Regions from separate parts of the Homo sapiens genome. Here region 2 is linked to region 1. A link is a loop called in an ENCODE intact Hi-C map of the cell type or tissue named here. Cell type or tissue: CD14-positive monocyte. All regions are shown on one strand. Links, peaks and the distances in the headings refer to the core of each region. The heading gives the core; the rest is flanking DNA.

The links. Hi-C counts contacts between places; a loop is a spot of excess contacts. Peaks named below come from ENCODE experiments on the same cell type or tissue, not always from the same donor. Only the 100,000 strongest peaks of a DNase experiment are listed, where the experiment ranks them.
Region 2: it touches region 1 in a loop (6-fold over the local background); 2 of 110 quality-filtered maps call a loop at or near these places.

What each region holds. Positions count from the first base shown.
Region 1 is chr1:93,418,736-93,427,697 of GRCh38, forward strand. No RefSeq gene overlaps it. Among named protein-coding and RNA genes, the nearest start is that of FNBP1L, 25 kb to the right of the region's middle. In CD14-positive monocyte, for the core only: no CTCF peak of the experiment used is centred there; no DNase peak of the experiment used is centred there.
Region 2 is chr1:93,369,254-93,378,215 of GRCh38, forward strand. DR1 (down-regulator of transcription 1) reads left to right here. Exons shown (of 3, transcript NM_001938.3): 3 at 1-240. Among named protein-coding and RNA genes, the nearest start is that of DR1, 28 kb to the left of the region's middle. In CD14-positive monocyte, for the core only: no CTCF peak of the experiment used is centred there; no DNase peak of the experiment used is centred there; H3K27ac peaks cover 354 bases.

The DNA.
Region 1 (8,962 bases), core at 470-8,469:
ACATGTTTGCTTTATATATTCCAGTTCCCCCTTTCCATTAGATGTGTATTTTAATAGGTAGATAATAAAGATGAGTAATCTTCTGGCATTTTCATGCTCAGGTTTCCATTCTGATTTTATGCATTTACCTTTTCTTTGTTACCTTAGAATCTTTCCTTATATCAGGTCCCTCAGGTTTTTACTCCAAGTTAGCCAGCCTTAGAGGGAGAGTTTTTACATTTATTCTGTCTCTACCTGACTGGAATTGTGGGCTTGGATTAAGACAAAAGAGAAAAAGAAAGAATTGGCAGGGACTTTTGCTTCAGGCCATGATGAGGTAACAGACTGGATTCGCATTTTCATCTTTATTCTTTATTTTTAAGAAAACAACTTTATTGAGGTTTTTTTTTTACTGATCATGAAGTTTCTCCTTTTCAGGTGTATAATTCAGTGATTTTTGGTAGCTTTTCCAAGCGGTGTAACCATTACCCTGTCAGTTTTAGCACACTTTTATGCTCCCAGTAAGATCTCTTGTGCCCATTTCCTGTTAATCTGTTTCTATCCCACTGGGCGACACTACTGTATCTTCTCTCTCTATGGATTTGCCTATTTTGGACATTTTATTTAAATGGAATCATACACAATATGTGGTCTCTTGTTTCTGGTTTCTTTCATGCAGCACAATGTTTTTGAGATTCATTGTGACATACCATGTGTCAGTAGTTTGCTCCTTTTTATTGTTGAAGAGTATTTCATTGTATGGATAGACCATGACACTGTTCACTTCTGCTCCTCTTTCATTGGCTAGAACACAAGTCACATGGCCAAAACCAACTGCAAAGGAAGCTGATAAATGGAGTCTATGTGCCCACAAGAATGGAGCCTATTGTGCTAAGTACAAATATCACGAATGTGGTTGTGTGTAGAAACTGCAGAGTCTGTGCTGGGCACAGTGGCTCCTGCCTGTAATCTCAGCACTTTGGGAGGGCGATGCAGGCAGATCACTTGAGGTCAGGAGCTTGAGACCAGCCTGACCAACATGGTGAAATCCTGTCTCTACTAAAAATTCAAAAAATTAGCCAGGCATGGTGACATGCACCTGTAGTCCCAGCTACTCGGGATGCTGAGGCAGGAGAATCACTTGAACCCCAGAGGCAGAGGTTGCAGTGAGCTGAGATTGTGCCACTGCACTCTAGCCTGGACAGCAGAGCAAGACTTTTGTCTCAAAAAAAAAAAAAAAAGAAAGAAAGAAAAGAAAAAGAGGCCAGGCAAAATGGCTCACGCCTGTAATCCCAGCACTTTGGGAGGCCGAGGTGGGTGAATCATGAGGTCAGGGGTTCAAGACCAGCCTAGCCAACATGGTGAAACCCTGTCTCTACTAAAAATACAAAAAATTAACTAGGCGTAGTGGTGGGCACCCGTAATCCCAGCTACTCAGGAGGCTGAGGCAGGGAGGTGGAGGTGAACCTGGGAGGTGGAGGTGAACCTGGGAGGTGGAGGTTGCAGTAAGCTGAGATTGTGCCATTGCACTCCAGCCTGGGCAACAGAGTGAGACTCCATCTCAAAAAAAAAAAAAAAAAAAAAGAAAAGAAAAAGAAACTGCAGAGTCTGTGTTTTTGAGTTGCCTTGATGAGCAATGGAGCACACTCACATTTTAAACAAATCAAAAACTGAATAAAATATATAGAAAGGAGGTATATTATTTTTCTATTGCAGTTGTAACAATTTACCACAAACTTAGTGCCTTAAAACAAGTTTGCGGTATAACAACAGCAACATATATATAATATATGTTTTATTATATGTTTTTAAATATGTTTTTATTATATTTTTAAATATATATGTTTTAAAAATATATTTTAAAAACATATTTTTAATATATGTTTTAATATATTTTTAATACGTTTTATATTATATATAATTATATAATATAAAATATATATATTATATAAAAATATATTACATAAAACACAAATGTATTATATTACAGTTCTGAAGAGTCCAAAATGGATCTCACTGGGCTAAGATCAAGGTGTCAGCAGGGCTGCATTCCTCCTGGAAGACCTAGGGGAGAATTTGTTTCCTTGTTTTTTCTACATTCTAGAGGCTGGGAAATTGGCTTATGTATTCATTATTTTTTGGCTTTCATCAATCTTCAAAGCCAGCAACACATCATTCTGACCTGTGCTCCGTCATCACATCTCCTTCTCTCACTCTAATTCCCCTGCTTCCCCTTTTCGCCTATAAGGACCCCTTATCAATACAGTAAGCCTACTTGAATAATCCAGGATAACCTCCCAATCTCAAGATCCTTAATTTGATTACACAGGCAAAGTCCCTTTTGCCACTTAATATATTCACAGGTTCTGCGAATTGGGACATAAACATTTTGTGGTTGGGAGGATGTCATTATTCTATCTACCACATAAGGATTTCAGACATTGGACAACAGGCGGGATGAAGGGGAACAAATGAGGTGAGCCTCATTTAGCTCAGTAGCTTCAGTTACTGACAGAGGAGAGTTTCCAGGCCATACCACAGGAAGGGAGGACTCAAACAGATCTTGATGGTCTCCTTGAATAGAGGAAACAGATCTTGATGGTCTCCTTGAATAGAGGAAACAGAGTTGAGAATTCACACAGGGCAAGGTAGCTAGATTTCACTTGGCAGAGTACTGGTGAGGAGAGAGCTTCATGGAAAAGAGAGAACTAAATAGAGAAAGAGAGCTTCGGATATTTGCCAAGTTGTCCTTGAGTCTTTTCTTTTTTTTTTTTTTTTTTGGTAGAGACGGGGTTCTCCCTATATTGCCCAGGCTGGTCTGGGACTCCTGGTCTCAAGCAATCCTCCCACCTCGGTCTCCCAAAATGCTGAGATCACAAGCATAAGCCACCGTGCCCAGCCCTTCTTGAGTCTTTTTTTTTTCTTGGTTTTTTTTTTTTTGAGACGGAGTCTTGCTCTGTCACCCAGGCCAGAGTGCAGTGGCGTGATTTGGCTCATTGCGGGCTCCGCCTCCCGGGTTCACGCTATTCTCGTGCCTCAGCCTCCTGAGTAGCTGGGACTATAGGCACCCGCCACCATGCCCAGCTAATTTTTTTGTATTTTTGTAGAGACGGAGTTTCACTGTGTTAGCCAGGATGGTCTCTATCTCCTGACCTCGTGATCCGCCTGCCTCCCAAACTCACCAAAGTGTATGTAGAAAGAAATTATTTAGGGCTGCTGAGAGAATCACCAGAGATGAGCAGGAAGAACAATCCCTGGAACAATCCCTGGAGATCACACAGGAGTCCACCCGCCAGAGTGAAAAAAAATTGGTAATACATGGGACATGAGGTGGAATACACACAGGGTATTGCTTCAGTAATGAGGCAAAATGAGCTGTAAACTAAAAGCTACTCTTGTCCCACGAACAAAGCTTGAGGGAAAGCCTCAGAAGGAACAAACTATTTTCAAGTAACTTAACTGAACAAAGCTCAAGAATATCAAAAGGAATATAAATTATGTAGCATCAAATGGCATAAAACTCCAATGTCAAGCATCCAGTGAAAAATTATTAGGGATACAAGGAAACAGAAAAATATGACTTATAACAGGAGAAAAATTACTTGAAAGAAATAGACACTAGAATGGCATAGATTATCATCTGTTATTATCAATGTTTCTATCATCAAATTAGTAGACAGTATAAATTATTATAACTATAACTGTTATATAACTTATGTGTTCAAGAAGGCAGAGGAAAGCATAAGCATGTTAAAGAAAAACATAGAAGATATAGAGAAATTTAAATCAAACTAATATAGATGAGAAATACAGGCTCTGAGATTTTTTTTTTTTTCGAGACAGAGTCTCGCCCTGTCGCCCAGTCTGGAGTGCAGTGGTGCGATCTCAGCTCACTGTAAGCTCTGCCTCCCGGATTCATGCCATTCTCCTGTGTCAGCCTCCCTAGTAGCTGGGACTACAGGCGCCCAACACCACGCCCGGCTAATTTTTTTTTGTATTTTTAGTAGAGACGGTGTTTCACCGTGTTTCCCAGGATGGTCTTGATCTCCTGACCTCGTGACCCTCCCGCCTCAGCCTCCCAAAGTGCGGGGATTACAGGCCTGAGCCACTGCACCTGGCCGAGATTTTTTAAAGTACACTGGGTGGGATTAATAGTAGATTAGACAGTGGAAGAAAATATAATATGTAGCAATAGGAATTACCCAAAATGACACACAGAAAGAAAAAAAGTTGAACTTTGGGACAAATTCAAGTGGCCTAATGTGTGTATAACTGAAATCCCTGAAAAGGAGGGCTAGGACAACAAAAAAAATTGAGAAGAACAAAGATTTAAAAATCCAGCATATTTCTTGTTGAAAATAATGCAAACCAAAAGATGGTGGAACATTGTTGGCAAAACACTGAAAAAAATCAAACTAACGTTCTATACTGGGTAAAAATATCTTTCAAAAAAAGGCAAAATAAAGGCTTTATTGAATATATAAAAACTCCCCCTTTTACTTTGCTCTCCATCCTTTTCGCCATGTAAGGATGCAACATTCAAGACACTATTTTGGAAGCAGAGATCTGGGCTCTCATCAGACACCAAACCTGCCAGCTCCTTGTTGTTGAACTTCTCAGCCTCCAGGACTGTGAGAATAAATTTCTGTTGTTTATAAATTATATATATATATGGAGAGAGAGAGAGAGAGAGAGAAAATTTAATGCCAGCAGAATTGCACTACAATGCTAAAAGGGTTGGGTGCCATCGCTCACACCTGTAATCCCAGCACTTTGGGAGGCCGAGGTGGGTGGATCACTTGAGGCCAGGTGTTCAAGACCAGCTTGGCCAACATGGTGAAACCCAATCTCTACTAAAAAATACAAAAAATTAGCTGGGTGTATTGGCAGGTACCTGTAATTCCAGCTACTCAAGAGGCTTAAGCACGAGAATTACTTGAACCCAGGACGCAGAGGCCGCAGTGAGCCAAGATTGTGCCATTGCACTCCAGCATGGGTTACAGCGTGAGACTCTGTCTTAAAAAAAAATGAAAGAAGAGGCTGGGCGCGGTGGCTCACGCCTGTAATCCCAGCACTTTGGGAGGCCGAGGCAGGTGGATCACGAGGTCAGGAGATCAAGACCATCCTGGTGAAACCCCGTCTCTACTAAAAATACAAACAAATTAGCCAGGCGTGGTGGCGGGCACCTGTAGTCCCAGCTACTCAGGAGGCTGAGGCAGGAGAATGGCGTGAACCCGGGAGGCGGAGCTTGCAGTGAGCCAAGACCGCACCACTGCACTACAGCCTGGGTAACAGAGCGAGACCCCGTCAAAAAAAAAAAAAAAAAAAGAAAAGAAAAAGAAAAGAAAAGAAAATTAAAGAAAAGAAAGAAATCTGCCAAGCAGAAGGGAAGTGATACCACATGAAAACCTGGAACTACACAAAGGAATGAAGAGAGCACTGGAAATGGTGAAAATGTGGGCAAAGATAAAATACTCTTCTTGCTAATTTAAAAAATTTCTTTAAAAGATAATTGAAGCCATGTGTGGTGACATGTTCTAGTAGTACCAGCTACTTCAGAGGCTGAAGCAGGAGGATCATTTGAGTTCAGGTGTTCAAGACCAGCCTGAGCGCCAAAGCGAGACCTTTATCTCTTAAGAAAAAAAAAAATTGGCTGGCCAGTCACAAAAGACCACATATGATAGGGATTCATTTACCTTAAATGGCCAGAATAGGCAAATCTATAGACACAGATTAGTGATTGCCTAGGGGTTGGAGGATTGGGGGAAAATGGAGAGTGACTGCTAATGGGTTAGGGGTTTCTTTTTGGGATGATGAAATTCTCTAAAATGATGGTTGCACAAGTCTGTGAATATGCTAAAAACTGTTGAATTGTGCACCTTAGGTGAGTGAATTGTATAGCTTGTTAATTATCTCTCTCTCTCTTTTTTTTTTTTTGAGATAAGGTCTCACCTTATCACTCAGGCTGGAGTGCGGTAGTGTGATAATGGCTCATTGAAGCCTTGCAGCCTCAACTTCCTTGGCTCAGGTGATTCTCCCACCTCAGTCTCCTAAGTAGCTGGGACTACAGGCATGCATCACCATGCCTAGCTAATTTTTTGTATTTTCTGTAGAGATGGGCTTTCGCCATGTTGCCCAGGCTGGTCTTGATCTCCTGAGCTCAAGCAATCCACCCACCTTGGGCTCCCAAAGTGCTGGGACTACAGGCATGCGCCACCATGCCTGGTATTGTTAATTATATCTCAATAAAATTCTTTAAAAAGATAACTAGGTATTTAAGGCAAGATTAATAACAATGAGCCAGTCATGGTGGCTCACACTTATAATCCCAGCACTTTGGGAGGCTAACGTGGGAAGATCACTAGAGCTCAGAAGTTCATGACTAGCCTGGGCACCATAACAAGACCCCAACTTTACAAAATAATTTAAAAATTAGCTGAGTGTGGTGGTAAGTTCTTGAGGTCCCAGCTACCTGGGAGGCTGATGTGGGAGGATTGCTTGAGCCCCTCAGGAGGTTGAGGCTACAAGTGAGCTGTGATTGCACCACTGCACTCCGGCCTGGCAACAGAGAGAGACCCCATATCAAAAAAACTTAATAACAATGCATTGTGATGCTTATAACATCTGAAGGAGTAAAATGCATGAAAATAGCACAAAGGCAGGGGAGGGAAAACAGATGTATATTGTTGTAAGGTTATTATACCATACATGAAGTATCATAATTCTTGAAGGCAGATTATGATAAATTAAAGATTTATACTACACATCAAGGAAATGCAAGTTAAAACTACAATGAGGTATTGCTTCACACCCACTAGGATGGCTATAATCCAAAACAAAAATAAGAACAAGTGTTAGTGAAGATATGGAGAAATTAGAACTCTAATGCACTGCTGTGGGAATGTAAAATGATGCAGCTGCTTTGAAAAACAGTCTGGAAGTTCTTAAATGGTTAACATAGACTTACCATATGACCCAGTAATTCCATGTCCAGGTATGTACAGAGAAATACAAACATAAGTCTACACAGAAACATATATCTAATATTGATAGCATCATTATTGATAATGGTCCAAAAGTGAACACAACCCAACTATCCATCAACAGATGATAATGAATAGATAAATAAAATATGTTATATCCATATAATGGAATATTATTTGTGAATAAAAAGGAATAAAGTACTGATATATTTTACAACATGGATGAACCTTGAAAACACAATACTAATTGAAAAAAAAAAGTCACAAATGACCAGATATTGCATGATTTCATTTATACACAATATCCAGAATAGGCAAATCTAATGGTTGCCTATGGCTGAGGAGAATGGATAAATGGAGGGGAAGGTTGCTTAGGTATAGGGGATCTCTTTTTGGGAATAATGAGAATGTTCTAAAATTGATCATGATGATACTTGCCAAATTCTGTCATACTAAAGCCATTAAATTATATATTTTAAGTGGATGAAGTGTATGATATGTGAATTATATCTCAAAAAAAGTTGTTTTACCAGCCTGGGCAATATAGTGATGATAACAGTGGCAGCCTCTCTGGAGCAGCTGCTCCCATCACGCCAGCTGCAGCAGGGAGGCACAGCTAGGCTGCACATTCCATGGAGCCAGCAGGAGCCAGGAACAGGTGGGAGCCCCTCCCCTTCTGAGTTGGTGGGGCAGGAGCTCCCTGGGTACAACTGCAGCTGCCCAAGTTGTGGTTGTGGACCTGGGTCTCCTACTCCATGGAACAGGCAGGAGCCCTACCCCACAACACCATAGCTGCAGCTGCCCAAACCATGGCTGTGGACTCAGACATCCTTACACTCTTCAGGGCCTCAGAAGGCCCCACACCACCGTTGCAGACTCAGAAATGCCTGCTCCCACTGACTGGCTTCTCCCTGCTATTGGTGCTCACTCTGACCTTGCTGCAAAGTCAGGGCTGAGCCCAGGTGCTGTCACAGCATGGCCAGGTGTGCACACACTCGGAACAGTGCTGACACACAAGCTCCCTGCTGCCTGGGCCCCCTCCAGACTTTGGGCATTGATGAGCATAGGAGGGAAGCCAATGGGGACTGAGGGCATCTTGGTGCTGGCCTGCAGGCACCCCTAGGCACTTACAGCCTGGGCACCACAAATGGCCACAGGAAGCAGATAGGTTCCTGGGTGGAAGGGGGTGAGTTCCTGGTGAGGCCTCACCTTCAGGCCAGGGAAGGCCTGAAGGCTGGTGACCGGGCTACCAGTTCCACAGACCAGAGTGCGAACTTCTGGGGCCTTTTCCGGACCCATGGCCACCCATGGACCAATCAGTGCTTAATTCCTCCCCTCTGAGGCCCATAAAAGCTCTGGGCTCAGCCAGAGCTGAGTAGACTTCAGGATGACCAGCTGCAGAGAGGAGCTACCCACTCCAGGGCCTCTTCTCTGCTGAGAGCAGCAGATGTTGGGACGACCAGCTGCAGAGAGGAGCTACCCACTCCATGGCCTCCTCTCTGCTGAAAGCTACAGATACATTGGGATAACCAGCTGCAGAAAGGAACAACCTACTCCAGGGCCTCCTCTCTGCTGAAAGCAGCAGATATGATAAGACAATCTACCTGCAGAGGAGGCTCCCCCTCCAAGGCCTCCTCTCTGCTAGGAGCGAAACACTCATCAGGATACCCTAGCTGTGTAAAGGAGCTACCTACTGTGGGCCTCCTCTAAGCTGTTCTATCCCTCAATAAAGCTCCCTCTCATCTTGCTCACCCTCCACTTGTCTGCATACTTCATTCTTCCTGGTAGCAGGACAGAACTCAGGGCCTGTCAAATGGTGGGGCTAAAAGAGCTGTAACACAAACAGGGCTGAAACATGCCCCTTGCTTGCCACATTGCAGGTGAAGAGAAGGAGAGAAGAGCTGTGGCCCTTCGGGAAGCCCAGACCTGGGAACTCCCTGAGCTAGAGTTGTGACTCCCTCTTTGGGGTCCTGCAGTTCCTAGAGTCTCTAAGCTTCTGG
Region 2 (8,962 bases), core at 239-8,238, 50 kb before region 1:
ACTGGAACAAATACTAAAATAAATGACCTTTATTTGAAGATCTTTTAAAAAAATTATAAGCCTGCCTGAGGATAGCAAAATTGTGTGCTTTTGCAAGGTAATTGTAGAACTCATTCTAAGGAAGCAGAGGTAATGTCTGTTACTATTTTCAGCTCCCTTTTTCTGTCCACTGTTGTCTAAATGATTCACTCAGTGTTATGCAGAATATGAGAAGTTATTTTATAAAGTTGATTTGTGGTATAGGCTTTACATATGTCTTTTCTTTTGGTCAAAATACTAAAGAAAGCTTATAGAAAAAGTGACCTGGTGTCAGGTTTTAGTTTCATCCTTATCCAAATGTTGCAGAATTTTGGAATCTTTTGGAGTACACTTTCTCTTTAAAACAAGCCCATCACCTTTAGTATAGTGGTGAGTAAAAATAAAATAAAAACAAGGCCAAATTGCGTTTTTCTAAATTGCAAGTTCCCTGTTTTCCATATCCCAGTAACAAACCTACTGTTGTGCAAATAGGAAATAACATCTAGTAGCTACTTTAGCAATGGACGTGGCAAAATAAATAAATTAGTAGCTATGGCTCATTATTTAGGATTTAAATGAGCCATAACTACTATAAATGAAATTGAAGATCATGTTCTTAATTTGAAATTAAGGATCATGATCTCATTGGTACTGATGAGTCAGCAGCTATCAATATATAAGGATAACCCTTATATTTTAGGAATTATTTTAGGAGAAAGAACTATTTTAGGAATTATTTTACACAGAATTCTAATCATGCTGCCTTGGAGGTTAGGCAACTACCATTCCTCACTTTGTAGCTTTATTGATTCTCTTCTGAAGCTTGCAGTAGCCTCCTAACTTGCCTTGCTGCCAGTCCTTCCTTGTCCCAGTCTATCCTTCACATTGCCACCAGTGTTATTTTTCTGAAATACGAAAGCGAATATGAGGCTTCTCTGCTCCTTGGTGATAATAGTATAAAGTCCAAACTCTTAAGTATTACATAAAAAGTATGTTTCACAGCACACCTCAACTTTGTTTTCTATAATCTCTTAATCGTAATGAAATCTGGGCTAAATAATGCTATCACTTTAACTACCTTTGTGCATGCTTCCTCCCAACTCTGGAGTAACCTTTTCCCATCTTTACCTGGCAAACTTCAAACCATACCTCATGACCCAGCTTAAATTTTAGCTCCTATATGAAGTTTTCTCTGATACTTTTATGTGTAATCACCCTTTCTTTGATTATGTGTGGTAGATATTTCTATTTTTGAATTCTTCCTAGCATATTATAATTTATTTGTTGACAAATCTATTTCTGTTATAGTGGGAGCTTCTAGAGGACAGGGACCATTTAATTATCCTCTCAGTATCCTAGCAACTGACACAGTAAAGGTTTTTGCACTTGAAATTACAAGTAATCTACTTGTAGTTAGCCCTCAGTTCACCTGATACTCTATACCATTTGTTCCTAGAAAACTATACAATACATGATAGGAACTTGGTAAATATTTAATGGTAATAATGGAAAAGAAGAAAAAATTGCATTTCATATGCTGTGTTTAAGAAGAAAGGTCTACACCAGGCATGGTGGCTTACATATGTAATCCTAGTGCTTTGGAAGGCTGAGGCAGGGGGATCACTTCAGCCCAGGAGTTTGAGGCTGCAGTGAGCTATGATTGTATCATACTCTAACCTAGACAACAGAGTGAGACCCTGTCTCTAAAAAAAAGAAAAGAAAGGTGCATGAATAAACCATTTAAGAAAAACTCAGGAATACAGTATTTCAATATTGAAAAGGTTGAAATTATCAGAAGAAATTTATTTTTTTGGCATAGCATTCTCTGGTTCTAGAAATACAAGATAACAAAATGTTTTCCACATGGTTAGCTAGCGAAACAGAAGCACCTTAAGATATTTCAAGCAGGCCAGGCGCGGTGGCTCACACCTGTAATCCCAGCACTTTGGGAGGCTGAGGCAGGCGGATCATCTGAAGTCAGGAGTTCGAGACCATCCTGGCTAACATGGTGAAACCCCGTTTCTACTAAAAATACAAAAATTGACCAGGCTTGGTGGCGGGTGCTGTAATCCCAGCTACTCAGGAGGCTGAGGCAAGAGAATCACTTGAACCTAGGAGACGGAGGTTGCGGTGAGCCGAGATCATGCCATTGCACCCCAGCTTGGGCAACAAGAGCAAAAACTCCGTCTCAAAAAAAAAAAAGATACTTCAAGCAAAAAGTGATTTAATATAGGGATTAGGTAATGAAATTACAAGAAGAACTGGAGGAGCAAAAAAGGCAAGGCAGGCACGATTGCCCAGATATGAGAAACTGTGAGAACTCCTTTGATCATCTGTAACTTTCAGTCATGCCAGAGCCTTATTTTTTTCCTTTTTTTTTTTGAGACAGGGTCTCACTCTGTTACTTAGGCTGAAGTGCAGTGGCTTGATCATAGCTCACTCCGGTCTCTTCTTCCCCAGTAGCTGGGACTACAGGTGTGCGCCACCATGCCTGGCTAATTTTTTTTAGGAGAGATAGGCTCTCACTATGTTGCCCAGGCTGGTCTCAAACCCCTGGGCTCAAGTGATCCTCCCATCTTGGCCTCCCAAATTGTTGGGATTATAGGCATGACCCACTGCACCCAGACAGGGCCTTTTCACTGCATAAGAAATCACCTTGGCCAGGCATAGTGGCTTACACCTATAATCCCAGCACTTTGGAGGGCCAAGGCAGGTGGATTGCTTGAGCCCAGGAGTTCGAGACCAGCCTGGGCAACATGGCGAAATCCCATCTCTACAAAAAATACAAAAAGTAGTCGGCATTGTGGCATGTGCCTGTAGTGCCAGCTACTTGGGAGGCTGAGATGGGAGAATCGCTTGAGCCCAGGAGTTTGAGGCTGCAGTGAGCTGAGATCATGCCACTGCACTCCATCCTGGGTGACAGAGCAAGACCCTGTCTCAAAAAAAAACAAAAAACAAACAAAAAACCCTCAAAATTTAGCAGCTTAAAACAACAATCATTATCTCTTACAATTCTGATAATTGAATGAGCTCAGCTGAGCAGTTCTTCATATGCTATATTATTTAATTAATCTGAGGGATTAATTAAAAGGTCCAAGATGGCTAACTTGTATGACCATTAGCTGGTACTATCAGGTGGGATCTCAGCTGGGGTGGCCAGTTGCAGCGCCCTGATTCTCCTCCATGTGGCTTGAGCTTTCTTTAGCTTAGTGGGATTCTAAGAATGAACATCTCAAGAGTGTTACCAGGGGGAAGGAAGTAGAAACTGCTAGTCCTCCTAAGTGCTGGGCTCAGAAGTCCCAAAACAGCTCCTCCATCACATTCTATTGGTCAGAGCAATTGCAGGGCCAGTCCAGATTCAAGGGGAGAAGATATAAGCATATAGAATGGGGATAAATGTTGGAAACCATCTTTGGAGACTAGCTACCACACCTGTCTGCACAGGTTCTTCCCTGCTTTGAAATGCTCTTTTCCTGTCAAACCTTTGTTCATACTGCAAGATGCAGCTTATAATTCAGTACCCATGTAGAGCTTTTTCTGTCATCTCCAGATTATAGTCAGTAGTCTTTTCCTCTGTATAATCTGTGCCTGTTGTATATATTTCTATTTTTATGTCCATCATTCCTTATCATTTATTTGCTTAGATATTTTTCTGTCAGAGTGTCCAGGGAAAAGTAAGCATGTTGTCACCAACTCTTTGTCTCTAGTAACTGCAACAGTGAAGGTATTTGCTATTGAACTTGTAAGTATCTGCTTCTGGTCAGTACTAATTTCACCTAGAGTACCATACCATCTGTCCGTAGAGCTTCAACCTGAGACCATTTAAAACACAAAAGATAGTGAATATTCAGTGGGGATAATGGAAAAGGAGAAAAAAATTGTATTTCAAATACTCTGTTTAGGAAGAAAGGACCATATGTGAAACATTTAATTAAAAATTTCAGGAAAATTGGTATTTTAGTCTTGAAAGGTTTAAACTTACCTGGAAAAATAATTTTTCCAGCATAGCACATTTTCTGATTCTAGGAATGCCAGATAAAATGTTATGCCATACAATTGATAAGAAAAATGGAAGTCACGGCCGGGCACGGTGGCTCACGCCTGTAATCCCAGCACTTTGGGAGGCCGAGGCGGGCGGATCACGAGGTCAGGAGATCAAGACCATCCTGGCTAACACGGTGAAACCCCGTCTCTACTAAAAATACAAAAAATTAGCCGGGCGTAGTGGCGGGCGCCTGTAGTCCCAGCTACTTGGGAGGCTGAGGCAGGAGAATGGCGTGAACCCCGGAGGCGGAGCTTACAGTGAGCTGAGATCGTGCCACTGCACTCCAGCCTGGGCGACAGAGCGAGACTCTGTCTCAAAAAAAAAAAAAAAAAAAAAAAAGAAAAATGGAAGTCACCTGCAATATTTTAAGTAAGGAGGGATTTAATAGACAAAACTAAATGATGAAATTGTTAGAAGGGCTGGTGGAGCAAAAAGAGGTGGTGTTGCCCAGAAATGAGGAAGTATAGTAAGCTACTTCTTCCTCTGGAGCCAGTAGTCAACCCATACTACACGATGACTTTAACAGAGTTGTGCTCCTCTGTCCCCCATGCAGCCAGTGCTGCCACCATAAGATCCAATGTCCAGCTGCTATCCAGGTTCTACAGGAGCCTACTCTTATGACAGTTGGGTACCATAGTCTGCTGGTACCACCACTACCTGAGCCAGAAGATTGTTTCCATGTCGTTCAGCTTTTTAATCTCTTGCAAATGCCTACAGTTGACAGAACCCTAACAGGGACGCTGTGAGGCGGAGCAAGATGGCTGAATAGAAGCCTTCCCCAATCATCCTCCCCACAGGAACACCAAATTGAACAACTATCCACACAAAAATAGCACCTTCATAAGAACCAAAAATCAGGTCAGTGATCACAACACCTGGCTTTACCTTTTTATTACTGAAAGGCACTTAAGAGGGTAGGAAAGACACAGGATTCCCTTCTGTCCCATGATGTGTCTAGAAATGTCATCTGGGAGCTAGGTCCTGGAATGGTGGCCTCAGGACTCCTCATGGTGTCCTGTCCTACTGTGGCTGACCAAGCAAAGTTCTCTTTATTCTTTCGTCTCCTCTCAAGCAGAAGGAAGGAGTCTCCCAGAGCTGTGCTGCCTTGGGTTAGGGGAGGGGTGGTGCAAGTATTCCCTTGGCTGCTCAGCTGGCATCTCACTGGGTTGCATGCCCCTGAAGTTCACTGACTCCAAGCCCAGTACAGCATGAGCACTTGCCCAAGAATTGCAGCCCTTGTGGCCTAGACTGAACTGCCAGCCACTCTATTGCCTGTCAGCACCATGTGGCATGGAGAGAGAATCTGTGTGCTGGAGAGGGGAGAGCACAGTTATTATGGGACTTTGCATTGAATGAGTTGCACAGTCATGTCACAGCAGAAAGCAACACTGGGCAGAATTCAGCCAGTGCCCACAGAGGGAGCATTTACACAAACCCCAGTCCGAAGGGAATTGCCCACCGCAGAGGTTGGAACCTGTGTTCTGGCAAGCCTTGCCACTGCAAAGGTTCTAAATAAACTTGAAAGGCAGCTTAGGCCACAAGGACTGCAGTTCCTAGGCGACTCCTCATGCTGTACTGGCCTTGGAGCCAGTAGACTTGGGGGTATGCAACCCAGCGAGACACCAGCTGGGCAGCAAAGGGAATGCTTGCACCATCCCTCCCCCAACCCAAGGCAGTGCAGCTCTAGGAGAGGCTTCTTCTGCTTGAGAGGAGAGGAAAGAATAAAGAGGAGTTGGCCTTGCAACCTGGATACCACCTCAGCCACATTGCAACCTGGATACCACCTTATGCCTCAGGACATAAGGCAGATTCCTGAGGTCCCCATTTTAAGCCCTAACTCCCAGATGACATTTCTAGACACACCGTGGACCAGAAAGGAACCCTCTGCCTTGAAGGGAAAGGCCTTTCTGGCAGGATTCATCACCTGCTGACTAAGGAGCCCTTGGGCTGTGAAAAATAAGCAGCGGGTACCCAGGCAATGTTCACCATAGGCCTCGAATGAGACTCAGAGACATACTGACCTTAGATGTTAGCCAGCACATTCTCAGCTGTGGTAGCTACAGGGAAGAATTCCTGCTTGAGAAAAGGAAGTGGGAGTGTAAAGAGGACTTTGCCTTGCAGCTTTAGGTACCAGCTTGGCCATAGTGGGGTAGAGCACCAAGTGGGCTCTTGGGGTCCCCGATTCCAGGCTCTGGCTTGTGGAAGGCATTTCTGGACCTGCCCTGGATGAGAGGGGAGTCCACTGCCCTGAAGGGAGAGTCCCAGGCCTGGCAACATTCACCACAAGTTGATTGAAGAGCCCTTGGGCCTTGAATGAACATTAGAGGTAGACAGGCGGTACTTACTGTGGGCCTGGGGCAGTGGTGGCCATGGAAAGAGACTCCTCTGCTTGTAGAAAGAGGAGGGAAGAGTGAGAAGGACTTTGTCTTATGGCTTGGAGGCCAGTTCAGCTGCAGTAGCATAGAACACCAGGTAGATTCCTAAGGTTTCAAAATCCAGGCTTGGTTCTCAGGTGGCATCTCTGAACCTGCCCAGGACTTGGGGTGGGGGGTGGGGAGAGAACTTGCTTCCCTAAAGGGAAGGACGCAAGCTTGACTTTGCCATCTGCTGATGGTGGAGCCCTAGGGCCTTGAGCAAACATAGGTGGTAGCTAGGCAGTGTTTATCATGGGCCTTGGGCGAGGACCAGTGCTGTGCTGGCTGCAGGTCTGACCCAGCACAGTCCCAGTGGTGCTTGTGTCACAGGGGTGCTTGTGTCACCCCTCCCCCAGCTCCACGCAGCTCAGCATAAAGAGAGACTACATTGGTTTGGGAGAAACTAAGGGAAGAGAACAAGAGTCTTTGCCTGGTAATCCAGATAATTCTTCTGGAACTTATCTAAGACCACCACGTTACTGGGCTTGGAGTGCCCCTTAATGCAAATATGGCTGCAGTGACCAAAGACTTAGATCACAACACCCAAGTTCCTTCAAATACCTAGAAAGCCTTCTCAAGAAGAAAGTCTCAAAGCTAGGGCCTAAAATAGGGGTACAAACAAGTCAAAACTGTGAAGACTACAATAAACTCTTCAATGGCCAGACACTGACAAACAACCACAAGCATCAAGACCCTCCAAGAAAACATGCCCTCACCAAACAAACTAAATAAAGTACAAGTGACCAATCATAGAGAGATAGAGATAATGTGATCTTTCAGACAGATAATTCAAAATAGCTGTTTTGAGGAAACTCAACAAAATTTAAGATAACACAGAGAAACAATTCAGAATTCTATCACATAAACTGAACAAAGAGGTTGAAATAAAAAGAAGCAAGCAGAAATTCTGGAGTTGAAAAATGTGATTGATATATTGAAGAATGTATCAGCCTTAACTGCGGAATTTATCAAGCAAAAGAATTAGTAAGCTTGAAGACAAGCTATGCACAGAGGAGACAAAAGGAAACAATAAGAAAGAATGAAGCACACCTGCAAGATATAGATTTGCCCTCAAAAGGACAAATTTAAGAATTATTGGCTCTTGACTACCTCAAGACATTTAAAAATGAAACTCCCAATGATCAGAGATAAAGTAAGAAACATAAAAGCAGCAAGAGAAAAGAAACAAATATTAATAACACAGCACAGCTCCAGTATGTCTCCAGCAGACTTTTTAGTGGAAACCTAACAGCTCAGGAGAGAGTGGCATGACATATTTAAAGTGCTGAAGGAAAAAAAACTTTTAGCCTAGAATAGTATATCCAGTGAAAATATCCTTCAAATGCGAAGGGAAGAAAAGACATTCCTGGCCGGCGTGGTGGCTCATGCCTGTAATCACAGGATTTTGGGAGGCCGAAGCAGGCAGATTACCTGAGGTCAGGAGTTCAAGACCAGCCTGGCCAAGATGGCAAAACCCCGTCTCCACTAAAAATACAAAAATTAGCTGGGCATGGTGGTGCATGCCTGTAGTCCCAGCTACTCAGGAGGCTGAGGCAGGAGAATTGCTTGAACCCTGGAGGTGGAGGCTGCAGTGAGCCGAGATCATGCCATCTGAAGGTACAAAACTCACTGGTAATAGTACTACACAGAAAAACAAAGGATATAATAACACTGTAAACTGTGGTGTGTAAACTACCCATATGTTAAGTAGAAAGACAAAAAGATGAACCAGTAAAAAAAAGTAATAACTTTTCAAGACATAGTACAATAAGATAAATAGAAACAATAAAAAGTTAAGAAGTTGGGGACAGAGTTAAAGTTATTAGTTTTCTCTTTGTTTATGGAATCAATGTTAATTTGTCATCAGTTTAAAATAATGGGTTGTCAGACATTATTTGCAAGCCTCATGGTAAACTCAGATTTTAAAATATGGAAAAGATACACAAAAAATGAAATTGAAACAACCACCAAAGAAAATCACCTTCACTAAAAGGAAGACAGGAAGGAAGAAAAGAAGGAAGACCAGAAAACAAATAACAAAATGGTAGGACTATGGCCTTACTTATCAATAATAATATTGAATTTAAATGGATGAAACCCTCCAATCAAAAGACAGAGTAACTTAATGGATTAAAAAAAAAAAACAAAACAAAAAAAACAAAACAAGACCAGGCTGGTTACTGTGGCTCACACCTATAATCCCAGCACTTTGGGAGGCCAAGGCTGGAGGATCACTGGAGTGCAGGAGTTTGAGACTAGCCTGGACAACCTAATGATACCTCCTCTCTACAAAAAATGTTAAAATTAGCTGGGCATGGTGGCACATGCCTGTGGTCTCAGCTGCTTGGGAGACTGAAGCAGGAGGATCACTGGAGCATGGGAAGTCAAGGCTGCAGTGAGCTGTGATCACATCACTGCACTCCAGTCTGGGGAACAGAGCAAGACCCTGTCTCAAGAACCAACTCCTGCCAGCCCCCTCCCCCAA